Linked DNA regions of Homo sapiens: region 2 is linked to region 1. Evidence: read pairs that join two places in POLR2A ChIA-PET (ENCODE). Cell type or tissue: OCI-LY7. All regions are shown on one strand. Region 1 overlaps CD2AP (CD2 associated protein). Region 2 overlaps LOC105375082 (a long non-coding RNA gene).

The links. ChIA-PET counts read pairs that join two places held together with the same protein. Peaks named below come from ENCODE experiments on the same cell type or tissue, not always from the same donor. Only the 100,000 strongest peaks of a DNase experiment are listed, where the experiment ranks them.
Region 2: POLR2A ChIA-PET joins it to region 1 with 6 read pairs; 2 of 35 experiments call an interaction of 5 or more read pairs at or near these places.

What each region holds. Positions count from the first base shown.
Region 1 is chr6:47,577,065-47,585,064 of GRCh38, forward strand. CD2AP (CD2 associated protein) reads left to right here. Exons shown (of 18, transcript NM_012120.3): 8 at 1-39; 9 at 2,321-2,425; 10 at 3,800-3,836; 11 at 4,939-5,001. Among named protein-coding and RNA genes, the nearest start is that of CD2AP-DT, 100 kb to the left of the region's middle. In OCI-LY7, no CTCF peak of the experiment used is centred here; a DNase peak (open chromatin) is centred at 4,737.
Region 2 is chr6:47,388,781-47,396,780 of GRCh38, forward strand. It overlaps LOC105375082 (a long non-coding RNA gene), which reads right to left. Exons shown (of 3, transcript XR_926865.4): 2 at 6,646-6,712. Among named protein-coding and RNA genes, the nearest start is that of TNFRSF21, 83 kb to the left of the region's middle. In OCI-LY7, no CTCF peak of the experiment used is centred here; no DNase peak of the experiment used is centred here.

The DNA of each region.
Region 1 (8,000 bases):
ACTTTTAAAGAGGGGGAGATAATCCATTTGATAAGTAAGGTAAGGTGTTTCTGTTTTTCAGTGAATTGCTTAATTTATTTATAGAAATATTTTTCAAAAGTTATACATTCACCCTAGAGTGTTCTTATATTCACCCTGGAATCTAGAAGAGCTGGGACTTTGTCTTGTTTCTAAGTCCTGAAAACTTGGCACGTAATAAGTGCTCAGAACGTTCTCTTTTTGAGCTAACTTTTATTGACTATATTTGTTGTAATTTACATATTGGGAATTATTGTTAACCATCATATTTGTTCTTTTTTAAGTACTTTTTTTTTAAAATTAACCTCAACTTCCCAGGTTTTTATTCTTACTTCTCTTCCACCTCATTCTATTTTTTCTCCTGTCTGTCGTTTGGAGTGTTGTTTGTAATGTAAACAGAAGAAAAATAGGGAAACAAGCTAAACATCCATGAGTATGGAAATGGTTCTGAAACTCTTTTTACTCTGGAAAATGATGTCACCATTTTAAAGAATGAAGTGATTTTATAACTTGGAATAAATCCTAATGCAAAATAAAGAGAAAACCCAGTACTACTTGTGTGTGGGCAGAATCCTATAATAACTAGTATTATGGGAAAATTACAAATATTTTGTTTTTGCTATAACCCTGTAGAATAATTTTTGAAATTCTGCCCCCCACCCCCAACCTTTTTTAAGTAGAAATGGAGTCTTGCTATGTTGTCCAGGCTGGTCTCAAACTCTTGAGCTCAAGCATTCCTCTCGCTTTGGCCTCCCAAAGTGCCGAGATTACAGGTGTGAGCTACCACACCTGGCCCCATTGTTTTACACTGACTTTGTTATAAGATGTCATAGTGTATATAATTTTTTTTAAAAATAAGTTTTATTGTGTAAAGTATAATGATGTTATAGGATACGTAGTAATAAAAAGGTTATTATAGTGAAGCAAATTGACATCTGTCATCTCACATAGTTACCTTTTTTGTTTTAGTGGCAATAGCAGCTAAAATCATTTAGCAAGAATTTTATAAATGTATGTGAATTTTCATATTAATATAATTTGCACTGATTACACCTAATTTTTCATGCAAGGGTGGTGGGTATTTAGAAGAAACTTAGAAGGTCTTGTTAATTAAAAAAAAAGAAAAAGAAAAATTAAAGACAAGGTCTAGCTTTGTCGCCCAGGCTGGCGTGCAGTGGTGTGATCATAGCTCAATGCAGCCTTGAGCTCATGGGCACAAGTGATCCTCCTGCCTCAGCCTCCTAAGTAGCTGAGACTACTACAGTTGCATCCCATTGCGCCTGATTAATTCTTTTTTCAAAATTTTTTTGTAGAGACAGGGTCTTGCTATGTTGCCCAGGCTGGTGTTGCAAACTCCTGGCGTCAGGCAATCTTCCCACATCAGCCTCTGAAGTTACTGGGATTACAAAGCATGAACCACTGTGCCTGGTCAAATCGTGTTAATTTTTAAAGCAGCTGAATAATGTGATTAATTTTTAGTATATAAAGTGTTAAAAGTGTTAAGAAGGATACAGTTTAGAAATTCATATTCTCCCTCTCCACCTTCCTCTCTTTTCCACTTCCTTTCATTATATCTTTTTTTTTTTTTTGAGATGCAGTCTCGCTCTGTCACCCAGGCTGGAGTGCAGTGGTGGTGTGATCTCGGCTCACTGCAGCCTCTGCCTCCCGAGTTCAAGCAATTCTCCTGTCTCAGCCTCCTGAGTAGCTGGGACTACAGGCGCCTGTCACGATGCCTGGCTAATGTTTGTATTTTTAGTAGAGACGGGGTTTCACCTTGTTGGTCAGGCTGGTCTCAAACTTCTGACCTCAGGTGTTCCACCCACCTCAGCCTCCTAAAATGCTGGGATTACAGGTGTGAGCCACCGTACCCGGCCTCATTTTATCTTTCTCTTTTTTCCTCTGAGAACATTTTAACGTTATAAATGGAATTTTAAAATTGATATAGTTTTTAAAACTAAACGCAATTTTGTAACTGCTGCTAAAAGTAATACGTGGGAAATATTTTCTTTTAGGACAGTGTGATCTGTTTAGTTCCAGCCAGGCACAGTGGCTCATGCCTGTAGTTCCTGCACTTTGGGAGACCAAATCAAGAGGATCATTTGAGCCCAGAAGTTTATGATTGCATTCCTGTGGTCCCAGCCACTTGGGAGGCTGAGTTGGGAGGATCACTTGAGCCCAGGAGGTTGAGGCTGCAGTGAGTCATGATCGCATCACTGCACTTCAGCCTGGCCAACAGAGCAACACTTTATCTTAAAAAAAAAAAAAAGGTCTATTGTCTTAATTATTCTATTTTGCTTTTTAGGAGACTGGAGAAGCTGGCTGGTGGAGGGGCGAACTTAATGGTAAAGAAGGAGTATTTCCAGACAATTTTGCTGTCCAGATAAATGAACTTGATAAAGACTTTCCAGTAAGCTTTTGTTTTTCAATGATGATAATACTTGAAAGAACATTTTGCCACTATTCTTTTGCAAACAAGTTTTTTTGCATTATTATTGAATAATTTTTATGAAGGAGTTTCAGATGTAGCTATTCAGGTAGGAGTTATTTGAGTTATAGTAAAACAAAATAATGTTTCAGTTCCGTACTTTATTCTTCCTTTGTTTCTTTCTCGACTGTACTGAAAAATAACCTTAGACTTCTTTATTTTATAATTTAAGAAGGGCTGTCTATCCTAATAACATAAATTAGTACTTTCCTGGAAGAAATTGTATTTTTATTTAATGTTGTTGAAAAGCTCTAGTTTATTTTAAGGTCTTGTGGATATTGCTGTTATGCTGTTGGTGCATTTTTTTGGGAGGGCAAGAGCACTCTGCCTCCTTACAGAATTTGTTATTTTTGTGTCACTTCTCAGAGAAAAAGTGAGGCTGAGTCATTCATCAGTGGTCTTTTGCCTTCCTACAACTTGGTCCCTTTTCCCCATGGATGAGGAATATAATAGAGTTTTTAGAATAGAGGGAAAGAGCATCAACACAAGCACACAACAGGATGGGCTACCATGTTAGGTTTAAGCCAATGCATAACTCTCCAACTCTATGGAAGCTTAGGCTGTCTGAGGCCTTTGTTTTGTTAGATTGCATTCAGTATTGATTCAGCCTTCATATGCTTTATTTTATAGTTTTACTAAAGAATACGTTTTTCTGCTTTTATTATGTTTGTACATTACGGCTTATCAATTATTCTTAATTTGTAAAAACCAAGTCCACCAACTTAGAAGTGTATATCAATATTTTAAGGTATTAAGTCTTAAAAATGAGCGAATGTTTATAAATTGAGAAAAAACATGTCTTTGCCTTTAACTGTTCCTTTGAGAGTTCCAAAGAGTTAAGAGTGAAAACTAAGTCTATTTGTTGCTACTCTGTTTTTAAAAACCAAAACAAAACAAACAAAAAAAAAAACGGTCTCTCCCTTGTTCTGCCAGTCTTCCTCTCCCCACAACCCCAGCTGCAAAAGAGGGGTAAAATGGTACTTAGGAATCTTAACCTAGGGGAGGCAGAGCAGAACATTTTTGCTCATTAAGATTTTTAAGGTTTATTCAATCCACTGAAATATGGATTGAGATATTTGACTGAATTTTGACCAATGAGGCTGTTTTTTCTAATGAAATAATTTGTTGTCATTGACTTTTTGGGTAGTTTTTACGATCTTAGCATTTTATATTTTGTCAAGGATTGAATGAAGAGGAGAGACATTTGTATAATTTAGATTATTACTAATTAGAGTTTATTTTAACTATATTTGATATGAAACTGGTCAGCCGTTTCCACCATTATTATTTTAACAGAAACCAAAGAAACCACCACCTCCTGCTAAGGCTCCAGGTATGTAAGAAGCATATTATTCAGTTTGCTATTTTCCATTTTTTAAAATTCTAAAATGGTAAAATTGGATCTAATGCAAACTATTGATTTTTATCAAGTATGATGTCTGTAAACATTTTTAGAAATATATGAAAATTGAGTGTTCACATGCATTAGTATCTGTCATTTTTCTTAAAGTACAAATGGTATAAAATAGGGATCTTGAAAATGTAGATACTTTATATGTAATTTTGAGTTAATAAAATTAATCAAATTTAAACTGTTTTAGAAAACTTAATATATTGACCTGGCCAACTAGTTATTCTACCGTTTCAAATGAAATCCATTTGTTAATGTCTCAAATAATAATTTATGTACTCTTCTTTTCAGGGAATATGCTGAAGGTTAAACAAAGTAGATGATTTTAAACAGATGAATAAATTATGGTAGACCTAGAAGTGTCTTCAAGAGTTAAAGTTTTGTAATCTGGCTCTTTGCTTCCATAATTTTCGAATAATTGATCTTTACAAGTGTAATAAAAATTTCTATTTCCTAAAAGATTTGCTGTTTTTTTAGAATAATTCAAGTCTTTTTGTCGCCCTTGGTTTTAGCTTTATATTTGCTGACCTAATCCTAGAGCAAAGAAAACATAAGTTAAAAGTAATTTTTATAGAAGTTGGTGTTGAAAGCTTTTTATATAGCTTTACTCTTCAATGTGGTAGCCACTAACCATGTGTGGCTTTTAAACTTAAGATTAAATAAAATTTAAAAATTCAGTTTCTCAGTCATAGGAGTGCCATTTCAAGTGTTCAGTAGTCACATGTTGGATACTGAAAAAATAGAATGTTTTCATCACCACAGCTCTTCCATACTGCAGTACGGTAGAGGATATGATCTCTAACACCTAAATTTGACAAAGAAGGAACTGAGACCACAGAGTAGGGTAATAGTGGCAGGTCCAGGATTAGAAATTGAGCCTGGTAATTCCGGTACATTGTTCTTTCTATTAAACCATGGTTTCATCTGATGTTATTTTTCAACTCATCTTTACTTTTTAGAAGTGTAATTGTCTCTGTGCTTTAAAACTGTCTTCTTAAAAAAGTATTAATGTTTTTTCCCATAGCTCCAAAGCCTGAACTGATAGCTGCAGAGAAGAAATATTTTTCTTTAAAGCCTGAAGAAAAGGGTGAGGCTAATTTTCAACTTTCAAAAAAGCAATTATTTCTTTTATTGTCATTTTAAAGAGAATTATTTCTCCACACTGAGTTATTTACACTGATTTTTAACAGGTATTCAGTATGTATTTAACAATGCTTGGAGTTTTCTGGGAGGGAGTAGTTCATTTCTCAAACAGATAACAATTTACATTCATTAAAAAATTAAACTATTCAGTAGGATGTTGTCTTTATTCAGTTATTTCACAGACTGTATAAGAAAACTAAGCATTAAATAACTATGCTTTTATTATTTTTATAGTGTTTCAGTTTTTAAAAAATTCCTTAGAATGTTGAAGACCCAGTTCCTACTTAAGCATGAAAATAATTAATTACATATTATTTAATCTCACTGCATGTGTTTGTCATAATGTAAACCTGGAAAGTTATTCCAGGGTACCACATGTATTTTGCTAAAAACCTTATTGGTTTGTTGTGAATTTGGAGAAAATAAGTCCTTCTCATTGCACATAAAGATTTGCAATGATTGTCACTAGTAGATTAGTTTATATACATCAAGAAACTTGAATACTATTTTAGAATGCTTTTTGTTTCTTCCTCCAGTGTTGTAGTCTAATCCATCCTTGTTTCTTGCCTAAAGTATTGTATCCTCTTACTTGATTTCTCTCACTTTAGCTCCTTTTCTGGCTCATACTTCATGTTGTTGCCAGGATCATGTTTTTTTTGTTTTTTTTTGTTTTGTTTTTTTTTTTTTGTCTCGCTCTCTGGCCCAGGCTGGAGTGCAGTGGCGCAATATCGGCTCACTGCAAGCTCCGCCTCCTGGGTTCATGCCATTCTCCTGCCTCAGCCTCCTGAGTAGCTGGGACTACAGGCACCCGCCACCACGCCCGGCTAATTTTTTGTATTTTTTAGTAGAGGCGGGGTTTCACCATGTTAGCCAGGATGGTCTCGATTTGCTGACCTCGTGATCCACCCACTTCTGCCTTCCAAAGTGCTGGGATTACAGGTGTGAGCCTCCGTGCCTGGGCCAGTATCATTTTTTTAAGGAGACTGTTTTTTAGAGCAGTTTTAGGTTCACAGCAAAATTGAGCCAAAAGTACAGAGTTCCTGTATACTTCCTTTCTTCACACAGGCACAATTTTTCCCACTGTTAACATTCTGTACCAGAGTGGCATATTTGTTAAAATCAGTGAGCCTTCCTACATTGACACTTCTTTATCACTCAAAGTCCATAGTTTCCTTTAGTGTTCACTCCTAGTGTTGTAACTATTATGGATTTTGACAAATGTATAATGTCCTGTATCCACCATTGTAGTATCATACAGAATAGCATTACTACTCTAAAAACCTTCTTTATTCTACCTATTCATCTGTCCTTCCCTTCAACCCTTGTCAACCATTAATTTTTTTAATGACTCCATAGTTTTGCCTTTTCCAGAGTGTCATATAGTTAGAATCATACAGCACGTAGCCTTTTCAAATTGGCGTCTTTCACTTAATTATATGCCTTTAAAATTTCTCCGTATGTTTTCATGGCTTGGGAGGCATATGTTGTTAGCATCAAATAATATTTCAATGTCTTTATATTCCACAGTTTATTAATCCACTCACTCACTGAGGGACATCGTGATTGCTTCTAAGTTTTGGCACTTATAAGGGGAGCTGCTATAAATGTGTGTAGGTCTTTGTGTGGACATATTTTCTATTCATTTGGGTAAATACCAAGGAGAGGGATTACCTGATAATATGGCAAGAGTATATTGAGTTTTGTAGGCGCAACTGCCAAACTTCTTCCAATGTGGCTGAACCATTTTGTACTCCCCCTAGTAATCAGTGAGAATTTCTGTTCTACGTTCTAGCCAGCATTTGGTATTTTAAGTGTTTTGGATTTTGGCCTTTCTAATAGGTGTGTAGTGGTATTTTACTTTTGTTTTCAGTTGCAATTCCGTAATGATATATGATGTTGAATATCTTCTCATATGCTTAATTGTCATTTGTATATCTTTGGTAAAGTGTTCTGGTCTTTTGTTCATTTTTTATTCAGGTTTTTTTTCCTTCAGTTTCTTTCTTTGTATATTTTGTATAGCAATCCTTTAGTAGATGTCTTTTGCAAATATTTTCTCCCAGTCTGACTTGTTTTCTTCACAGAGCAGAAGTTTTAAATTTGATTGAAGCTTATCAATTACTTCTTTTATGGATCATGGCTTTGGTGTTGTATCTAAAAAGTCATTGCCATACCCAAGGTCATCTGGATTTTCTCCTGTGTAATCTTCTAGGAATTTTATAGTTTTGTGTTTTACATTTAGGTTTGTGATTCATTTTGAGTTAATTTTTGTGAAAGTTGTAAGGTCATTGTCTAGATTCATTTTTTTTTTTTTTTGGCATGTGAATGTCTAGTTGATCCAACACCGTTTGTTGAAAAGACTTTCAGTTTTCAGATAAAAATCAAAAGTTCAAATTCAAGGCCCTCCAGTAACTAACTGACCCCCCGATTACATTTTTGATATCATCTTCCACCCTTTTTGTTTACTAAATGTAGCACTCACTCTCTAGTCCCTAAATATGTCATGTACTTTCCTAGCTTTATCTTTCGTTTTACTTTCAAAATGGAAGTTTTTTTATATTCTTTTTTTATACTTAAGAATTTTAAAAATATGCTGCACAAACAATTTATGCTTAATAAAAATATTAGTCTCAGATTAATTCTTTGTGAACTAGTTAGGTAGGAGTCTTAGATCAGTTTTTAGTACTTGTTTATAATATCTGTCCTACCTGAAAAACTCAGCTTACCAAGATATGTAGAACCACATGTAAGAGGTATATTGCTGGCTTTATTATCTATTTTTTTACTATTAAAAAAAATCATGTCACCAGTTAGTCAGCAGTTTTGTTAAAATTCAGATAGTGACTTCCCCTTTTCCCTAAAATCAGTCAGTTGTTCTTATAAATAAATTGGAGGCCGGGCGCGGTGTCTTACGCCTGTAATCCCAGCACTTTGGGAGGCCGAGGT
Region 2 (8,000 bases), 190 kb before region 1:
TTGTCCAATGCTGAAAGTGAGATGTTGAAATCTCTAGCTATTATTGTATTAGGGTCTATCTCTCTTTAGCTCTAATAATATTCACTTTATATATCTGGGTGCTCCAGTGTGGGATGCATATATATTTGTATTTGTTATAGCCTCCTGTTGAATTGACCCCTTTATCATTATATAATGACCTTCTTTGTCTCTTTTTATGATTTTTGTCTGGAAATCTATTTTGTCTGATATAAATATAGCTACTCCTGCTCTTTTTTTTATTTCTGTTTGCATGGAATGTCCTTTCCCATACCTTTATTTTCGGTTTATTTGTGTCTTTATAGGTGTAGTGTGTTTTTTGTAGGCAGAAAATAATTGGGTCTCTTTTTTTATCTATTCAGTTACTCTGTCTTTTGATTAGGGAGTTTAGTCCATTTACAGTCAATGTTATTATTGATAAGTAAGGACTTACTCCTGCCATTTTGTTGCTTTATGGTTGTTTTTTTGCTCCTTTCTCCCTTCATTCCTTTATTCTTGTCCTTCTTGTTGCAAAGATGATTTTCTCTGGTGGTATGTTTTAATTTCTTGCTTTTTATTTTTTTGTGTATCTGTTGTAGGTTTTTAAATTTGAGGTTACCATGAGGCTTGCAAATAACATCTTATACCCCATTATTTTAAATTGATGGCAGCTTAACATATTGCATAAACAGACAAACTAGCAAACAAGCAAATAGAAAACTAATAAAAGTCTACATTTTAACAACATCCTTCCATTTTTAACTTTTTTGTTTTATGCTATGTCTTGAAAAGTTGTTGTAGTTATTATTTTTGATAGGTTCATCTTTTAGTCTTCTTACTCAAGATATGAGTCCTTTACAAACCACAATTACAGTGTTATCATATTCTGGATTTGTCTGTGTACTTACTATTGCCAGTGAGCTTTGTACCTTTAGATGATTTCTTACTGCTCATTAACATCCTTTCATTTCAGATTGAAGAACTCCTTTTAGCACTTCTTGTAGGACAGGTCTGATGGTGATGAAAATCCTAAGCTTTTGTTTGTCTGGGAAAGTCTTTATTTCTCCTCCATGTTTGAAGAATATTTTCACTGGATAAAAGCTCTAGGATCCTATAATAAAAGTTGTTTTCTTTCAGCACTTTAGTAAACATTGTTTTCTTTCAGCGTGTTAGTGTCATGCCACTCTCTCTCTTGGCCTGTAAGGTTTCCACTGAGAACTCTGCTGCCAGACATATTGGAGCTCCTTTGTATGTTATTTTCTTTTCTCTTGATGCTTTTAGGATCCTTTCTTTATTCTTGACCTTTGGGAATTTGATTATTAAATGTCTTGAAGTTGTCTTATTTGGATTAAATCTGCTTGGTGTTCTGCATTATTCTTGTACTTGAATACGGGTATCTTTTCCTTGGTTTCAAAATTTCTCTGTTATTATCCCTTTGAATTAACTTTGTACCCTGATATCTCTCTCTCTCTGTGTGTGTGTGTGTGTGTGTGTGTGTGTGTGCATGTGTGTGTGTGTGTGTCTGTCCTAAGGCCAATAACCGTTAGATTTGCCCTTTTGAGGCTATATTCTAAATCTTATAGGCATACTTCCTCCTTTTTCTTTTTCTTTTTTCTTTTCTTTTTTTTGAGATGGAGTTTCGCTCTTGTTGCCCAGGCTGGAGTGCAGTGGCACAAACTCAGCTCACTGAAACCTCTGCCTCCCTGGTTCAAGTGATTCTCCTGCCTCATGCTCCCAAGTAGCTGGGATTATGCCACCACACCCAGCTAATTTTTGGTATTTTTTTAGTAGAGAAGGGGTTTCTCCATGTTGGCCAGGCTGGTCTCAAACTCCTGACCTCGATGATCCACCCACCTCGGCCTCCCAAAGTGCTAGGATTACAGGTGTGAGCCACTGCACCTGGCCCACTTCTTTTTTACTCTGTTTATTCTTTTGCCTTTTCTCACTGTGTATTTTCAAATAGTCTGTCTTCAAGCTCACTAATTTTTTTTTCTGCTTGATTAATTCTGCTATTGAGAGACTCTGATGCATTCTTCAGTATATCAGTTGAATTTTTCAGCTCCAGAATTTCTGCTTGAGTTTTAAAAATTATTTCAATCTCTTTTTAAAATTTATCTGGAAAGGATTCTAAATTTCTTCTCTGTGTTGTCTTGATCTTTCATCGATCTGTTATTTCATTGACCTTCCTCAAAGTAGCTATTTTGAATTCTCTGTCTGAAACGCCAAAGATCTCTGCCTCTGCAGGATTGGTCTCTACTGCCATTTTTACTTTGTTTGGTGAGGTCATGCTTTCCTGGATGGTCTTGATGCTTGTGGATGTTCATCTGTATCTAGACATTGAAGAGGTAGATATTTATTGTAGTCTTCATGGTGTGGGCTTGTTTATACCCATCCTTCTTGAGAAGGCTTTCCAAGTATTGAAAGTGAATTGAGTATTGTGTTGTAAATCTTTGGTCACTGCAGCTTTATCTGCTTTAGGGGGCACCTCAAGCCCCTTAATGCAGACTCTTACAGACTCATATAGATATCACCTTATTGGTCTTGAGAAAGACCCAGGTGAATTCCCTGTATTATCAGGCAGTGTCTCTGTTCTCTTTCCTTATTCTCCCCCAAACAAAAGGAGTCTCTCCTCTATGCTATGCTGCCTGGAGTTGGGGAAGGTGTGACACAAGCACCCCTATAGCCACCACCACTGAGACTGTGCTTGGTCAGACCTGAAGCCAGAACAGTACTAGCAGTTGGCAAAGGCCTGTGGTAACCATTGCCTGGCTACTGCTGATGGTTGTTCAAGGCCCAAAAGTTCTTTAGTCAGCAGGTGGTAAATCCAACTAAGCTTGTGTCTTTCCCTTCAAAATAGCAGGTTCCCTTGTGACCCAGGGTGGGTCTAGAAATACTGTCCAGGAGCCAGAGCCTAGAGTCAGGAATGTTAGGAATCTACTAGGTGCTCTACTTTACTGTGGCTTAGCTGACATATATGTTGCAAGACAAAGTTCTTTTTAATCTTTTTTCTCCTTTCCTCAAGCAGAAGTCTCTCCCTGTAGCCACTGTAGCTCCACACTCATGGCAAGTATTGACTGGCTACCACAGCTGTTTATTCAAGGCCCAAGGGCTCTTCAGTTAGCAAGTGATAAATCTTGCCAGTCCTAGGACTCTCCCTTCAGGGCAATGGGTTCCCTTCTGGCCCAGGGCAGGTTTAGAAATGCCATCCAGGAGCTAAGGCCTGGGATCAGGGACTTTAGGGATCTGCTTGGTCCTTCATTTTACTGTGGCTGATCTGGTACTCAAGTTGCAAGACAATGTCCTTTTTACTCTTCCTTCTCCTTTCTTCAAGGGGGAAGAGTCTCTCCCAAAGCTGTGAGCTGTGCTGCCTGGAACTGGGGGAACTATGGCACAAGCACTCCCTTGGCTGGCCAGCTGATATCTCACTGGGTTGTGTGCACCCCAAGTCCACTGGCTCCAAACCCAGCACAGCATCAGGACTTGTCCAAGAATTACAGTCCTTGTGGCCTAGATTGCCTTTCCAGTTTATTTATAACCCCAGAGTGTGTCAGTTCATGGTGGTGGAATTAGCTAGAACTCAGGTTCTAACCACCGATAGGGACAATTCCCCTCTGGCCAGGGCTGGTTTAATTGCTCCCTCCATGGGTGCCAGCTTAACTCTGTCCTGTGTTGCATTCCACTGTGAGTTCAGGGCAGCACTGAGTTCCAATGCAAAGTCCCACAGTCACTGTTGTCTCCCTCCCCCAAGCACATAGAATCTCTCTCAGCACCACAGAGCTGCTTCTGGTGAATGGGGAGAGATAATGTAGGCAATTCAAGACTGCCTTTTCTACCCTCTTCAGTGCCTCTTTTCTTGCTATGATAGTCAAACCAGGTACTGTGATTGCTCACCTGATTTTTTGTTTTTCCAAAAGGTGCTTTATTGTGTGGATAGTTGCTAAATTTAGTGTTCCTACGGGGACAGTGATTACTGGAGAGTTCTATTCCATCTTTCTCTGCCTCCTCCCTCTTCAGTGCCCAGCTCCTTTTAAATTAAACATTATATTGTGAACATTTTCCATGTCTATTAAAAGTATATATATATTTTTTGAGACAGGCTGGAGAGCAGCAGTGTGTTCATGGCTCACTGCAGCCTCAACCTAAGCTCAAACAATCTTCCCACCTCAGCTTCTAAGTAGCTGGGACCGTAGGTACATGCTACCACTCTTGGCTAATTTTTTGTTGTTATTTTTTATAGAGATGGGGTCTCACTATGTTGCCCAGGCTGGCCTCAAATTTCTAGGCTCCAGCAAGCCTCTTGCCTCAGCCTCCAAAAGTACTAGGATTACAGTTATGAGCCATGGCACCTGGCCCAAAAGTCTAATTTTATTGATCACATAGTTCTTAGCCTTATGTGGTAAAACCTGGATGCTTCTTGGATAAACTTAAGAAGCCTCACTTTCCACCTTCAGAAAGGCTGAAGATTTCAAGCCCAGTGCTACATGAATAAGTGTCTCCAGAAAGCCTAACATAAATATTATAGTTTTCTTATGAGTTGTCAGGGACTGAGTATAAGAATGTAAAGTACAAACAATTTGGAGACCAATTGGAAATATCTGCTGAAACTAAATATGTTCATTCCCTAATCCAGCAGTGCCACTTTTAGGTACATATGCTTAAGGAAACTCTTCCATAAGTACACAGGGATACAAATTTAAGGATGCTCATTCCAGCCCTGCTAAAATAGTAAAAAAAAAAAAAAAAAAAAAAAAAAAGAAAGAAATTTAAAAAATTGAAAATAACCAAAGTACCTATCAACAGGAGAATGGATAATAAACTGTAGTATATTTATGTGATGGAATACTATAGAACCATTAAAAAGAATGAGATGAAGCTATTTAGATCATCATAGATAGACATCAAAAGCAAAGGGCTGGGCCAGGTATGGAGGCTCATGCCTGTAATCCCACACTTTGGGAGGCTGAGGCAAGAGGATCACTTGAGCTCAGGAGTTCAAGACCAGCCTGGGCAACATGGTGAAATCCCGCCTCTATAAAAAATACAAAAAAATTAGCTAGGCATGATGGCGCATCCCTGTAGTCCCAGATACTTGGGGAGCTGAGGCAAAAGGATCAATTGAACCTGGAGATCTAGTCTGCAGTGAGCCAAGACAGCGTCACTGCACTCCAGTCTGAGTGACAGCGTGAGACTGTCTCCAAAAAAAAAGCAAAGGGCAATGCCTTAGTTTATTTGTAAGCATGCCTGCTTCATGGATATGTAAGTATATTGAAGTATGAAAAAAGATGAAAAACAAATTCATAGCAGTTGTCTCTGAGGAAGAGCATAATGGAGCAAGGGGAATTTTTACTTTACATGCTTTGTGTGTCATGTTTTAATTCTTTTCTTTTCTTTTCTTTTCTTTTTTTTTTTTTTTTTTTTGAGATGGAGTCTCACTCTGTAAACCCAAGTTGAAGTGCAGTGGTGCGATCTCGGCTCACTGCAACCTCCGTCTCTGGGGCTCAAGTGATTCTTGTGCCTCAGCCTCCAGAGTAGCTGGGACTACAGACATGTGCCCCCACACCCAGCTAATTTTGTGTATTTTAATAGAGACGGGGTTTCATCATGTTGCCCAGGGTGGTCTCAAACTCTTGAACTCAGGCAATCTGCCCTCCTTGGCCACCCAAAGTACTGGGATTACAGGCTCGAGCCACCCCACCTGGCCGATGTGTCATGTTTTTTTAAAAAAAGATTAAACAAATAAAACAAAATGTTGTTGTTCATTGATAATGTTATGTAGTACTTACATGGCCTTTTTTGTATTATTCTCAGTATTTCTAACTTCTCTTTAATTTTCTCTCAAAAAGGGTAAATAAATAATGAAAATAATAAATCTTTCAAGCCAATTAATTTATTATAAACATTATGTTATGCTGTAGATTCTCTCTACTTGCAGTAGTTATATTCTATAAAGTTTCAGTGAATACCAAATTAGCAAATACTGATCAATTGCTCAAAGGGAAAATACAGAGTTGGATTCCTGTGAGTCTCAGGTCACAATATTTTCATCAATTGATCACACATAACCTTGTATTATGTGTATTCCTGTTTTAAGGCACCTTATTTAATTAACACTGGACTCATGGTCATCAGCACTATAATTCTTACCTGAATAAAGCTTATCTAATGCAACCTATTTTCTCTGTAAGGCGTATCATAACCCTTGTGTGCTTAGGACCATTTTCCTTTTTTCTTTATTTGAGACAGACTCTCGCTCTGTCACCCAGGCTGGAGTGCAATGGTACGATCTCTGCTCACTGCAACTTCCGTCTCCCCAGTTCAAGCGATTCTCCTACCTCAGCCTCCAGAGTAGCTGGGAATTACAGGTGCGCGCCACCATGCCCGGCTAATTTTGCATTTTTAATAGAGACTGGTTTGACCATGTTGGCCAGGCTGGTCTCGAACTTCTGACCTCAAGTGATCCACCCACCTCAGCCTCCCAAAGTGCTGGGATCACAGGCATGAGTCACCACCATGCCCAGCCAGGAACATTTTCAAAAGCAAAATTACCACCAAAAAGCACAAAAACGTGAAAAAACATAGCACTAAATAGACCTCAAAGAGAATACTTGCTTACAGTATGAGGGCCAGAACAAGAAAGCAGAGGATTACCTCATTCAACCTCAGCCGAGAAATGTGAACATCAAGCAACTCAAATTTTTCACCATTCTATGCATGTCTGCAAATAACCAAGAAAGTGCCATGAATATTGATTTGGAAGTTACAAATAAATTTTAACAAGTAAGCAAATTCATACATAAATATCTATGAATAATAAGAGTTGGCTCCATGTACTTATGCAGATCAGTGACGCAAATTATAAACTGCAACAATATCTAAACAAGACTCTATTATTAAAACCTAATAATTTGCAGGTAACCATTCAAGTGACAGATATCAACTGCCTTCATCTCTGCTGAGACTTGTTGTCTTGTAGCATCTAGCTGAGGATGGTCACTCAAAGATCCCATGCACTTGGCAGATAGAAATTTTGCACCTTCTATCTGGAAAATCCCAGGCCTCGTGGGTCTCCCTTTTATCTTTCAACGTAAAATTTAGTCAAGGCATTTTTGTTTTCAATAAATTTTCTCTATTTAAAGAAACCAGCACCATGTAGATGAGCTACACAGGCTGGGGTCTTTGAATAGATTATTAAAATTCCACTTCACTTATTTTTTGATGTGAATAATCTCGGAATTCTAGTTTTGGAAAGGGCCATGTATATACATTTAATTGGTTTAATTCATCCCTGTGTAAGGGAGAGTAAATTTTAGAAAAGCCATTTTTAAAATGTGACATTGAAGAAAGGAGTTAGCAAATTGAAATCAAGCCTACCACTTTAAAGCTTTAAGAACTGATATTTAATATTTTCTCAGGTTTAGTCCTCAAAGATGGATTACCCCAACCATTTCTGCCAGGAATGTGAACTAAGAGATTTGGAAAAGCCAGCAATCATCTCATAGCATATTTACACCTTCTATATACCTATCAAACAAACAACAAAACTTTAAGTACCATGTTTACTGAAGCTTTTTTAAATTACAGAAATTGTATGTATGGACATGATCTTTTAAAGCCTATTTATTTTTAATTATCTCATTCATGCTATATATCTCATTCACACTCTTTCTTTTTGGGTTTTTTTTTCTTATGATTATTCTCAAGTCCTAAATCATTTCAAGATAAAATTGTAAGAAAATGCACTAGCTCCAAGGACCTTGTGGAAAGTCTCCTAGAAACTCATTGGTATGGAAAGGATGAATATTGAATGAGATGAAAACAGTTGCTTTGGCGGAGTCCCAGAAGATTTAAATGCATAAACATAAGCCTTGTGATGTTTGAGAGCCACAATAGCCAATATAAATAAATCATATGTAAAACAGTAACTTGAAAAAAAATGGAAAAAGAGATGGAAAAATGAAATAAATTACTTTTATCAAAATGTTTCTCAAATAATGGTAGGGGAG